3 separate regions of the Homo sapiens genome follow, and regions 2 and 3 are each linked to region 1. A link is a contact called in ENCODE Hi-C or POLR2A ChIA-PET data. All regions are on one chromosome and are shown on one strand. Each heading gives the region's core, a stretch centred on a gene start or an enhancer-like site at or near the end of the contact. The rest is flanking DNA. Distances are from core to core; before and after follow the strand shown.

Evidence for each region. Hi-C counts contacts between places; a loop is a spot of excess contacts on that map. ChIA-PET counts read pairs that join two places held with the same protein, here RNA polymerase II (POLR2A). Pooled maps may share reads with other maps.
Region 2: a map of Right ventricle myocardium inferior shows a loop between it and region 1 (4-fold over the local background). The contact joins two enhancer-like sites. A Hi-C loop is called at or near these places in 2 of 168 maps with a recorded cell type or tissue (PC-9 and Right ventricle myocardium inferior) and 2 of 50 pooled maps. POLR2A ChIA-PET finds 5 or more read pairs at or near these places in 11 of 52 experiments (A549, AG04450, Caco-2 and 8 more).
Region 3: a map of PC-9 shows a loop between it and region 1 (5-fold over the local background). The contact joins two enhancer-like sites. A Hi-C loop is called at or near these places in 2 of 168 maps with a recorded cell type or tissue (PC-9 and heart right ventricle) and 2 of 50 pooled maps. POLR2A ChIA-PET finds 5 or more read pairs at or near these places in 11 of 52 experiments (A549, CD8-positive, alpha-beta T cell, Caco-2 and 8 more).

What each region holds. Positions count from the first base shown.
Region 1 is chr17:4,474,875-4,478,252 of GRCh38, reverse strand. All of the region lies in intron 8 of SPNS3 (SPNS lysolipid transporter 3, sphingosine-1-phosphate (putative)), which reads right to left. Among named protein-coding and RNA genes, the nearest start is that of SPNS2-AS1, 22 kb to the left of the region's middle. RefSeq lists an enhancer at 903-1,771. Within about 2 kb of position 1,720, at least 9 of the 41 ENCODE cell types and tissues checked have a DNase peak (open chromatin) inside an H3K27ac peak, as active enhancers do; they include PC-9, where a contact is called at or near this core.
Region 2 is chr17:4,536,095-4,539,472 of GRCh38, reverse strand. SPNS2 (SPNS lysolipid transporter 2, sphingosine-1-phosphate) reads right to left here. Exons shown (of 13, transcript NM_001124758.3): 10 at 3,299-3,378; 11 at 3,047-3,210; 12 at 2,527-2,573; 13 at 438-2,020. The coding sequence ends at 2,531. It overlaps MYBBP1A (MYB binding protein 1a), which reads left to right. Exons shown (of 26, transcript NM_014520.4): 26 at 1-569. The coding sequence ends at 58. Among named protein-coding and RNA genes, the nearest start is that of MYBBP1A, 18 kb to the left of the region's middle. Within about 2 kb of position 1,657, at least 13 of the 41 ENCODE cell types and tissues checked have a DNase peak (open chromatin) inside an H3K27ac peak, as active enhancers do.
Region 3 is chr17:4,512,869-4,516,246 of GRCh38, reverse strand. It overlaps SPNS2 (SPNS lysolipid transporter 2, sphingosine-1-phosphate), which reads right to left. Exons shown (of 13, transcript NM_001124758.3): 2 at 2,935-3,000. Among named protein-coding and RNA genes, the nearest start is that of SPNS2, 16 kb to the right of the region's middle. RefSeq lists an enhancer at 1,388-2,045. Within about 2 kb of position 1,250, at least 10 of the 41 ENCODE cell types and tissues checked have a DNase peak (open chromatin) inside an H3K27ac peak, as active enhancers do; they include PC-9, where a contact is called at or near this core.

The sequences.
Region 1 (3,378 bases), core at 471-2,970:
AGCCTGTAATTCCAGCACTTTGGGAGGCTGAGGTGGGCGGATCACTTGAGGTCAGGAGTTCAAGACCAGCCTGGCCAACATGGTAAAACCCCATCTCTACTAAAAATACAAAAATTAGCAGGGTGTGGTGGCTCACACCTGTAGTTCCAGCTACTCAGGAGGCTGAGGCAGGAGAATAGCTTGAACCCAAGAGGCAGAGGTTGCAGGGAGCCGAGATCACACCACTGCACTCCAGCCTGGGTGACAGAGTGAGACTCCGCCTCAAAAAAAAAAAAAAAAAAAGGAAAAGTGAAAAAAAAACAGACTTTAGAGGACAAAGAGTAAAAGACAACTCGGAGGCTGTCCACCCCTCCTCTGTTTTCCCCAAAAGTCCGTATACACTGATAAGGCACCTACCGTGTGCCAGCCAGCGTGCCCAGCCCCAGGCACCCCACCAAAGGACCCTCCGGGCCATCCCCTTCCCTTGGAGCAGCACAGGGAGGTGGGCGAGGCCTGGTACACCCATCATGCGGACAGTCAAACCGAGCCTGGTCGAGGACGGGGCTTGTCTGGGGTCACCAGCTGCCCCTGGGTAAAGCCTGCTTGGAATGTGAGGCTTCCGGCCCCTGCCCAGTGCCCACCCCCAGCCCTGCTCCCAGTGTCCTCTGGTTACAAGCCCAGAACACGCCCCCTGCCTTCACCTCGTGCCAAGGGATTAGGACAATCCTCATTCCCCTCACTCAAGAAGAGTTTAATGAAGCAGCAAGAAGAAAGAGAGAAAAAAAGAGTCTCATTTCTCAAAGCTTCCAAGAGCTTATTGCAGGGGTGGAATTAGTCATTCCTGGATCACGGGGCTGTCCCCAGGGTAGCCCAGGCTCAGGCACCCAGAGACCTGATGATCAGTGGCCAGGGAGCACCCAGGATGGAGGACCTGAAGGACTGCCACCCAAACACCTGCCACGCACCAGCCCTGTCCTCTCTTGTGACCCTGTCTAACCCCTCAGGTCAGGTGCCCTGTAAGGCAGACGTCATTACACCCATTTCACAGACAAACTCAGGCCAGAGGGCATGCATCAAGCCACGTCCTGGTGAGCGCCCCCCACCCCCCACGCCGTGATGGCCTGTGCATGGTGAGGTTGAAGAGGCCACGGGGGGAAGAGGGGAGTGGGGGTTCCCAGCATCCACAGTACCTGGTGAGGCTAGCACTGGGGAATCAGAGGACACCCCGAGATGGGCAGGGGGCCCCTGGACAGAGGTGGCGCCAGGGAGAGCCCTGAAGGACAGTCAGGATCAGGACGGGCCCAGGACAGCCACAAGACCACGCCAGCCGGGGACCCACGGGAGCGGAGGCAAGGAGCTGGGATGTGGCCACCATGCCGGGCGGGACAGGAACGCGGCCCAGCTCTGGTGGAGGGAGAGCAGAACCAGCCAAGGAGTCCCAGCAGCCATGCGCTCTCCTGGCCTAACCCAGCCCCTGGGACTGCAGTGCCTGGTCCCTGGCACCCAAACTGAGAGGCCCCTGAGGGCAGGTGGGTCTCCCTCAGGCCTAGGACATGGGGCCGGGCACCCACAGGGGCAGGAATCAGGAAGTCGCTGGCAGGCAGGTCTCAGGCGGGGCCCGGGCAGCTGCGGATCCACATTCCAGCCTAGCAGGGTCTGCCAGCTGCCTCCTGGGGCCACATGAAAGCCCAGCCCGACTCACACCCATCTCCCTCTGACTTCTTCCGGGCACCTGCACCTGGCCCTCCAGGCCTCTCCCCCCTTCACATTGCCAGCGTCTGCCTCTGTGACCTCTGTGCAGCCCAGGCACGCTGTCCCCCAACCAGCTCCCCGTTTTGCTCTCCCCGGCCACCCCACACCCATAGGACATGCTGAAATACACCCTTTCCTTCCTCCAGCTGGGACAGGGTGGATCCCGGCCCCAAAATAGAGCCCATCAGAGGGAGGCTGCAGCTACAATGGGGCCTTTCAGGCTGAAGAAGCCGCCCGACGATGCCAGGTCTCCTCAGACACACCTGGAGGCCGGCACCGCACCAACAAATCCTCGTCTCCACTTGGCAGCTTTGAGGGGCAAAGGGCTCAGCTGCGGAGAGGCCACCTTCTAATCCTGTAATTACAGTCTCCCGGGGCAGCGGCCACCAGGGCTGACTCAGCTCCAGGAGGGGCTCCACAGCCAAGGGGTGTGACCTCCTGGGGTGGACGGGCGCAGCCCCACCCTGCCTTGCTGAGCGGGCCTGGGGTGGTCCCCGCCTCTGGGCCTTGGTTTCCCCAACGGTACGACGCCAGGGTGCCCCAGATGCTCCACCAGGGCCCTTCAGCACCAGCAGCCCCTGCTTGTTAAGATGGTAACCCCGCTTTGCACTGGGGCTCCTCACAGGCCAGTGCATGCTGGGTCCTAGCGTTCAGTGGCTTCCATGAGCAGTTCAAACCCGGGCTCCACAACTCAAAAGCAAAGAAAACACACAAAAAGGGCCCTGGTTTGTAGAATTCAGCTGACTGTTCGAAGCTGCTCCTACAGGAGCATCTCAGCTCTGCAGTCCCAGGTCCTTCCTGGACGGCCACAGGCACCTCACACTGAACAGCTGCCTAAACTCATTCTCTCCCCTGTCCCCAAACATCTCTGTTCCTGCCCAGTGTGGCTGAGCCAGCCAGGAGACAGGCCCCAGGCGCGGACTGGTCACCAGCAAGCTGCCGGAGCTGATCCCCTCTGGCTCAGGAATAGCACCTGCTCCCCATCACCCAGGCCAGACGCTGGGGTTGGGGGGTCCCTACATGCCTTCCTCACCCTCACTCCCCTCATCACTGATTTCTGTCCGTTTTGCATCCGCACGTTCCTCGAATCTGCCTCTTCCTCCTGCCCATGGCCGCTGGCCAGTGCACTCCAGGCCTCCCCGGCCATCTCCTCCCCAGTTTCCCAGGCCCCACCATCCCTCCAGACACCAGCCCCAGAGGGGACTTCCGAAACAGAAATCTGACTCTGCCCCTGTCTCCTCAGAGTCTGTGTGGCCTCCCTGCACCCTGACTTAGATCCCTCTGGGAGATAGGGCCTGGGAACACTGCCTGGAGCCTGAGAAACATGGAGCCCCTCAGCCCCTGGCCTCTGCCATTCCAGACCAAGAGAATTTCCCCCTCGAGCTAGGAAAGTGATGATAAATGTCCCTGGCTTTAGTCATCCCCGGCCACAGAGACCCACACACAGAAGTATCCATGCTCACACTGTCACACATGCGGCCGCGCCAACATGCCCAGACACACGCACAGCCGAGGCCTCTCACAAGTGCACGTGAGACCAACACACAAGCACACTCACACACATGGACCCACACACGGACACCCACAATCTGAGACACACACGAAGAACTCACACGCCACAACTACGTACATATGCGGGGAGCCATT
Region 2 (3,378 bases), core at 408-2,907, 61 kb before region 1:
CCTGCTTCAGAGTGGGGCCAAGAAGAAAGCACAGGTGAGGAAGGCAGGGAAGCCCTGAGCACAGGTACGGGCCCCCCTCAGCCCCTGCCTCCATCTGCCTGAGACGCCTATTTTTTTTTTTTTTTTTTAAACCATGATTTTAATACGCAAGCTGTTTCTAAGGCGCTGCCACTGGGGAGGGTGGCTGTTGCCGCCTGCCCGGGCATCCTGCTCTGGCAAGCACAGCCTGAGCCATTCCTGCAGGGGTCCCAGGGTGCAGAGACCTCCCCACCCCCGGTTCTGGGCTGGGACCCTGGCTCCAGGGCCATGTCCAGGGCTCTGGTGTTTGCCTGGGTTGGTGCAGGTTGATGTGCTGGCTGCAGGCAGGTGTGACCATCTCTCGTGCCTGCCACCTCTTTGCCCCCAGGCTTTTTTGCTGTGAGGGAGCCACCAGGGGGTGATTTAAATAGGTTTATTTCTTCATTTACAAGAGGAATATATTTGGCTTCTCTCTTAAGACTCTGAGATTCACAATCAGCAGCTCTAAAAAATAAAGGAGCAGTTTGGCTTCCGGAAGGAAGAGGAGGCAACACTCGGACCTGGTTCTTGTACAACAAGAAAACATCGCTGGGGCCCCGCTGAGGCTGGAGTGGGGGTGGAGGCTGGTCTTTGGAGGATGCCACCCCCACCCCATCCTCTTGTCAGGCCCTCGGGGTACCCCAGAGCTTGGTGGGTGAGTATTCCACCTGCTTACACACCACTGAAGCCACAGCCAGCCAGTAACTAAGGGGCAAGAAGAGCATTGTCCAAGCTGGCTCTTGGGGGGTCCCCCATTGGCCACAAGGCCTCACCCCCCACCCCACCCCCGCACCAGAACCACCTTGATTGCAGCAGAAGTGCAGGGAGTGGGTGACGCAGGGGGCTAAGCTCCCCCAAAGCGGGTTGGGGCTGGTGTGAAGTTGGCAGCTGCATCCTGGTGTGTGCATGGATGGGAGGTGGGTGATCGAAGGCCTGGCCCCCCCCTGGGGTCACTTGGTGGAATGCCAGCAGCCAGTGTTTGGGTAGGGGCCGCCTCTCCCGGGGCCTCAGCCTCAGCTCTGGGGCAGGAAGCTTTGTGGATAGCTGCTTCCTCCAGCAGCCGGAGCCCTGGCTACTGCCCCATGGATTCTGGGAATGGTCTCCTGGGCCCTGCCCCTGGAAAAGGCTCAGCTCAGCCTCGGGGAAGGAGTGGGGTCCTGGCTTGGGGGGTGGTGGCAGGGAGAGAAGCCCTGCAGAGTTGGGCTGGTGTGCACCTGCCAGAGACCTTGAGCCTGGGGGCACAGGTGGTGTACAGCTGCAGCCAGGGCCTTCACCCCTGGTGATGCCAGCTTGTCAGAACAGTCCCCATCTGGGACCTCCAGGCTGGGAGCCAACCCGAGACAGTGAGACAGTGTCCTCCAGGGAGTACCCAGAGACTTGGGCGCCCAGCTTCATTTGCCAGGTTGCGTCCAATATCCCCAAGGTCCGAGGCCCAGCTGAGCAGTGGTCCCTGCATACCAGGCCCTCGCGTGAGCCTCAAAGCCGGGACTGCCGCCCTGAGGCCTGGGCCACCTGCTCTCCGTATGGTCCAGGGTCTGTTGAGTCTTCAAAGCTGCAGATCGTGCTTTGCCCAGCAAGTTGTGTGGGAAAGTCCAGCCCCCTGGCCCTTCGTTCCAGGGAGGGCAGGGACTTGCCCAAGATCACATAAGCTGGTGGCAGGCCAGGCTCTCCCCGGACACCCACTTGGGGCTGTCTTCTTCCTTGGCCCCAGGGGCCCTGCGGCCCAAACCTAGGGCTGGGAACCTGTCCAACCGTGTGGCTCCAACACACACATCCTTCCAGGGTAACTGAGGACACAGCCTCTTCTTGATGCCAGGGCCACTCAGCAGGCCTGGGCCAGAGAGGGTGGGTGCCTAGCCGTGGATCACACAGAAAGCTTTGGGGCAGCCCAGCCGGTCCCGGACGCTGTAGGACACCTCCCAGACGAGGTGGGAGTGTGGGTTCTTCATTGTCCCAATGGCACCTGGGGAAAGGGGTGTCAGGTCAGCAGTGGGGCTTAGTGGGGCCTGTGCCAAGGCTGCCCTCCCTCCTTCCCTTTTCTTGCTGTTTGGAGACGCAAGCCTTCTCCTGGACCTGCAGCTGTGACCCTGGGTCTCGTGCTGCTGGGAAGCTATAACTCCCAGAGGGAAGGGCCAAGGAGTCAGGCCCTGGTACATCCAGGAGGATTTGGGAGAACAGAAGTCCGGACAGAGTGAGGAGTTCCTGGCCAGTCCTGGCCCTGATCTATGCGAGGCCCCACCCAGCCCTTGAAAGGAAGGAAAGGGGAGCTAATTTACTGGAAGGAGCAGCCTGCTGTCCCACCCATGGCTCCATCAGTAAATTCTGGCAACATCTTCAGAGACAAAGCCCAGAGTTGGTGGGATGTGCTGGGGTAGGAGGTGACTCTGGAGGAAAAGTGCTCCCTGTTGCCTAACCCTGGCCTTCCCCTTTCCTTAGGGAGCCCCCACGTGCCTCCCGGCCTGCACTCACCACCTCAGACTTTCACAGATGCGGGCGGCATCGCCAGCTGGTTCACCCTGGGGGAGAGACGGGCGGGGGTCAGGGTGGTGCATCAGCGGGGGCCGGGCCCGGGCACTGCTCTGGCACATCGTGTCGTGGGGGCCAGCTGACCGGAGGTGCTGGGCAGGGACCTCGTCAGCCCCAGGGGGAGATGGGAGAGCCCAGGGGTGGGGAGAGGAGAGAGAGAGGAGTAAAGAGGAAAGGAGAAAGAAGTCAGAAAGTAAGAGGAAGGGGAGGGGCCCCAGCTTTGAAAACCACTAAGTCCAGAGACAAACCCAAGTCTGGATCCACCAGACACCCCCGTGGCCTCCCACAGCTCCAGGCTGACCCTGGCACTGGGCCTCAGGGCTGGACCCCAGCAACCAGTGGGTGCACTGAGTGCATGGGAGGTCTGTACCCTCCCCGCCCCACCCCAGGGCAGGGCTCACGGTGGCTATCACGGTCCCTGCTTCCCGGCGGTGCAGCAGGGCCTCCCCTCCCCCCCACTCACTGCTGCTCAGCCCTGGCGCGGTCGCTGACGAAGAAGAGCGCAGTGGCGAGGAAGAACATGCCGCCCAGGACCACGACGAAAGGGCAGAGCATGAGCGCGTAGCCCAGGCTCAGGAACTCCCAGAGCGGGGAGTCCTTAGTGCTCTGGCGGATCAGGTCTGAGATCTGCGAGGATTTGGGGGTGGATGTCAGGGCAGAGCCCTCCTGCAGTCCCCCAGCCTGCCCTGGCCAGCCCCACCCCGGGGCTACTCACAAAGCCAATGAGGTAGGGGCTCCCGGCGTCCCCCAGCAGGTGGGAGGTGAAGCTCTGCAAGGCCACGGCAGTGGCGCGCC
Region 3 (3,378 bases), core at 1-2,500, 38 kb before region 1:
CGCCTCCTGGCTTCAAGCGATTCTCCTGCCTCAGCCTCCCGAGTAGCTGGGATTACAGGCATCCACCACCACACCTGGCTAATTTTTGTATTTTTAGTAGAGATGGGGTTTCACTATGTTGGACAGGCTGGTCTCGAACTCCTGACCTCAGATGATCCACCTGCCTCAGCCTCCCAAAGTGCTGGGATTATAGGCGTAAGCCATAGGCGCCCAGCCTATGAGCTGTAATTCTGCTGTGGGCTTTCAGAGAGCCTGAGATATGGCTCCTGCAGGGGGTCCAGGGGCCAGGTCCAAACCAGCAGCCATCTAATCTGCAAAGGGGCTGCTGAAAGTGGGCTCATCCTCAGCAGTTTTCCTGCCTGGTCCCAAGAGGGAAACAGCAGGGGCAAGCCCAGGCCTAACCCTCAGCCACCCCCACTCCCTGTCTCCTGGCCCAGCAGCCCCTGGTGCCACAAATAAGCAGGCAGCCCAGCTCTCAGCCCTGGCCCTTTGATCTGGGCAAGCACCAACACCTGGCTGGCGCCCTCCACCTGGCTCCGACCTTATCGGGCTTGGGGAAGGCACAGGTGCCTGGGACACAGGCCAATTATGTGACTTGCCTAGTTGTCCACTGAGTAACATCATGGTCTACTCGACTGGCTTCTTGGCTTAGGTGGCCAAAGGGGTGAGGGCACCCTGGGGAGCCATCCTAGCTGTGCCGGGGTAGGTGACAGGTGAGGGCCATGGTGTACAGACTAGAGGGTCCCTCAGAATGCTGGCAATTCTCACCATGGCCCAGAGGCACCCGCCCTGGGGACACTGAGATGCCAGGTATCCAGGCTCCCCCCCAGCCTATGGGCAGCAGAGGCAGAGGCCCAGGTCCCTATTCCAGGCCGGCTGCTCTCCACTGCCAGCCCTCAAGCAAGCCATTTCCCTGTCTTGGGCCTTTGTCCCTGTATCTGGTAAGTGCAGCTGACAAACAGAGCCCGTAGGGTTACTGGAAGAATGAAACAAGACAATGCCTGTGTGTGCTTTGTCCACCTCCAGCCAGGCCACCGGGATGAGGAGGGACGGAGTGACTTCTCTTTCATGAGCCCGAGAAGCCAGCCTGGGACAGAACCGCAGAAAGAACCAGGGAACCCTCACACCTGCCTTGAGCCGAGCCCCCAACCCCCTGCCCGGCCTGTGACCCTCCCCACCATTCCCTGTACCTCCCGCCCCCTCCCTGGGCTGTGCTGGCCCCGACCATGCTCAGTGGTCATTAAATGGAGGATGCGTGGGGTAGAGCCTTGCTCCAGATGAGGCAGTGAGGCCGGGACCAGGAGGGGGATGAGGCTCGGGCCAGGTCCCCAGTGAGTCAGGGGCCACACAGGGCGGGGGTTGGGCAGCTAGGCCTTCTCCCACCCTTTCCTTGCCAGCCTGGCAGCCCACTCCTTCCCATGCGCCCATGTGGCTGGAACTCCATTTCCCAGCTGCAGTGCTGGTCACTGCATGCACACAGCCCAGAGGGCTAGAGGAACCTGTCTCAGGCGGCAGGGCAGGCAGACTTATTCTGGCCTAGCCAGGGAGACCCAGGAAGGGGTAGGGGAGGCGTTGGGCTCATGGCCTGGGAAAACATGATGTCTGCCAGGGCAGGGACCTGGCCACCTATAGGGGATACTGGACCGCACGGCCCTGCCCCATCCTAGAACAGTCAAGTCTCACTTGAGCCTGAGAACCATCGCAACCCCTCTCTCTGAGCCCCAAAGTCCCCATCTGGGCTGTAAGGACAGCTAGGAAGGGAGGTGGGGGGAGTGGCTGTGGCATTCTGTGAGCTCGGGAGGGATTGTGAGTACTGGAATGCCACTTAGACAGGTCAGGCAGGTTCCTGGACAGAACGAGCTCACTCCACCCCCTCCCTCCCAGGAGGGCCCAGGCAGGGGAAGGGGTTCACCGACTGGACTGGAATGCAGACCATGGGGACCTCATCCTGCATCTGACGGGGGCTCACAGCCAGATGGACTCCAGGGCCAAGGGCCCAGAGAAAGCAGGATCCAGGCTGGGGCCACACAGCATGACTAGGGCAGAGTCAGGACCAGGCCTCCCGCCCCAAGCCCTGAGTGGCAGCACTGGCCTTAGTCTCTGCCCAGGCCTGAAGGTTGCTGCTAAGAGCATCGCCAACATGGCCTCAGCCAGTGGGAAGGCCAGGGAGCCAAGGGCCCAGCTCCCACAGGGCCATGTCATGGGGAAGGCAGGGACAAGGGAGGCACGCTCCCTGGAGGGAGGGGCTGGTGGGCTGCCATAAGTGCTTAATGGCCTCCCACACTGTCCCGGCCCAGCTTCCAGCAGCCTGGGGGCTCAGGCCCTGCTCTGGCAGCCCATCAGAAGCCTGGGCCCCAGGGGAGAGGGTGGTAGGGAACCTCAGGCCCACGTCCAGTCCAGGGCCCAGATTCTCAGGCGCCTGCCCCGGGCTTGGGAACCGCTCTGGGGCTGACTAGCTGGAGTTTTTTGCTTCGTCACCTAAGAGGCGATTCCCAGGGTTGATGATATTGGAAGGAATGTGGGGGAGGGCAGGAGATAAAAACAGGGTCACCACGGCTCTGCTGGCATTGCCCAACTTACTGAATTAAGGAGCTCCCTGCACCAGCCTCAGGAGGGAGCCTGGATCACTGGGTCCCGATGAGGCCCCAGGACCCAGAGAAAGTTCACCTCTGCAACCTCTGCCTGCACTCTCCTTTACCTGCCATAGCCCCTCAGGGCAGGTATTATTCATTTTGTTACACAAGAAAAGCAGCAGAGGCTCAGAGAAGCAGTGCCATTGGCAGGTGGCAATAGTGAGACTGGGATGCAAAGCCCACTCTCTTTCCAGGAGTCAGGACAGGGGAAGACAGACCGGGTGGCAGATGACGACCAACAGGACAGGACCCACGACGCCAACGCCTGGGCGTGGGGGGGAAGGTGGGAGGTGGGCCTCACCTGACTGCAGCAGGCCGGCGCCTCGGTCCTTGACCCCAAAGTGCTGCTGGATGTCCAGAAGGACGCCTGGAGGGAAGACAGAGGGTGCTCACTGGCCGAGTCTGATGGCTGGTGTCCCCACAGACCAGCCCAGCCTCTTTCCCGCCTTGCAGGGCCCAGCCTGGCCATATCTGCGGCACTCCTGCTCTGCTGCGACCTCTACCCTGCCCAGGTTTCCCAGGCTTCCCTCCTGCCTCCCCGGGGACCTCCTGTCCTCAGCCTGTTCCCATCACTCACAAGGACCCGAGGGGCAGGGAAAGGCAGGGCTCCTCTGCGGTCATTCTGCCCCATGGGCAACCACACCTCCTATCTGCCAGCTTGGGCCTCTTCCCTACCTGCGGCCCAGGCCGTGGATCAGTGCAATAGACATAGGCCTTTCCCTCAGGGGGAACACAAAGCCCATGA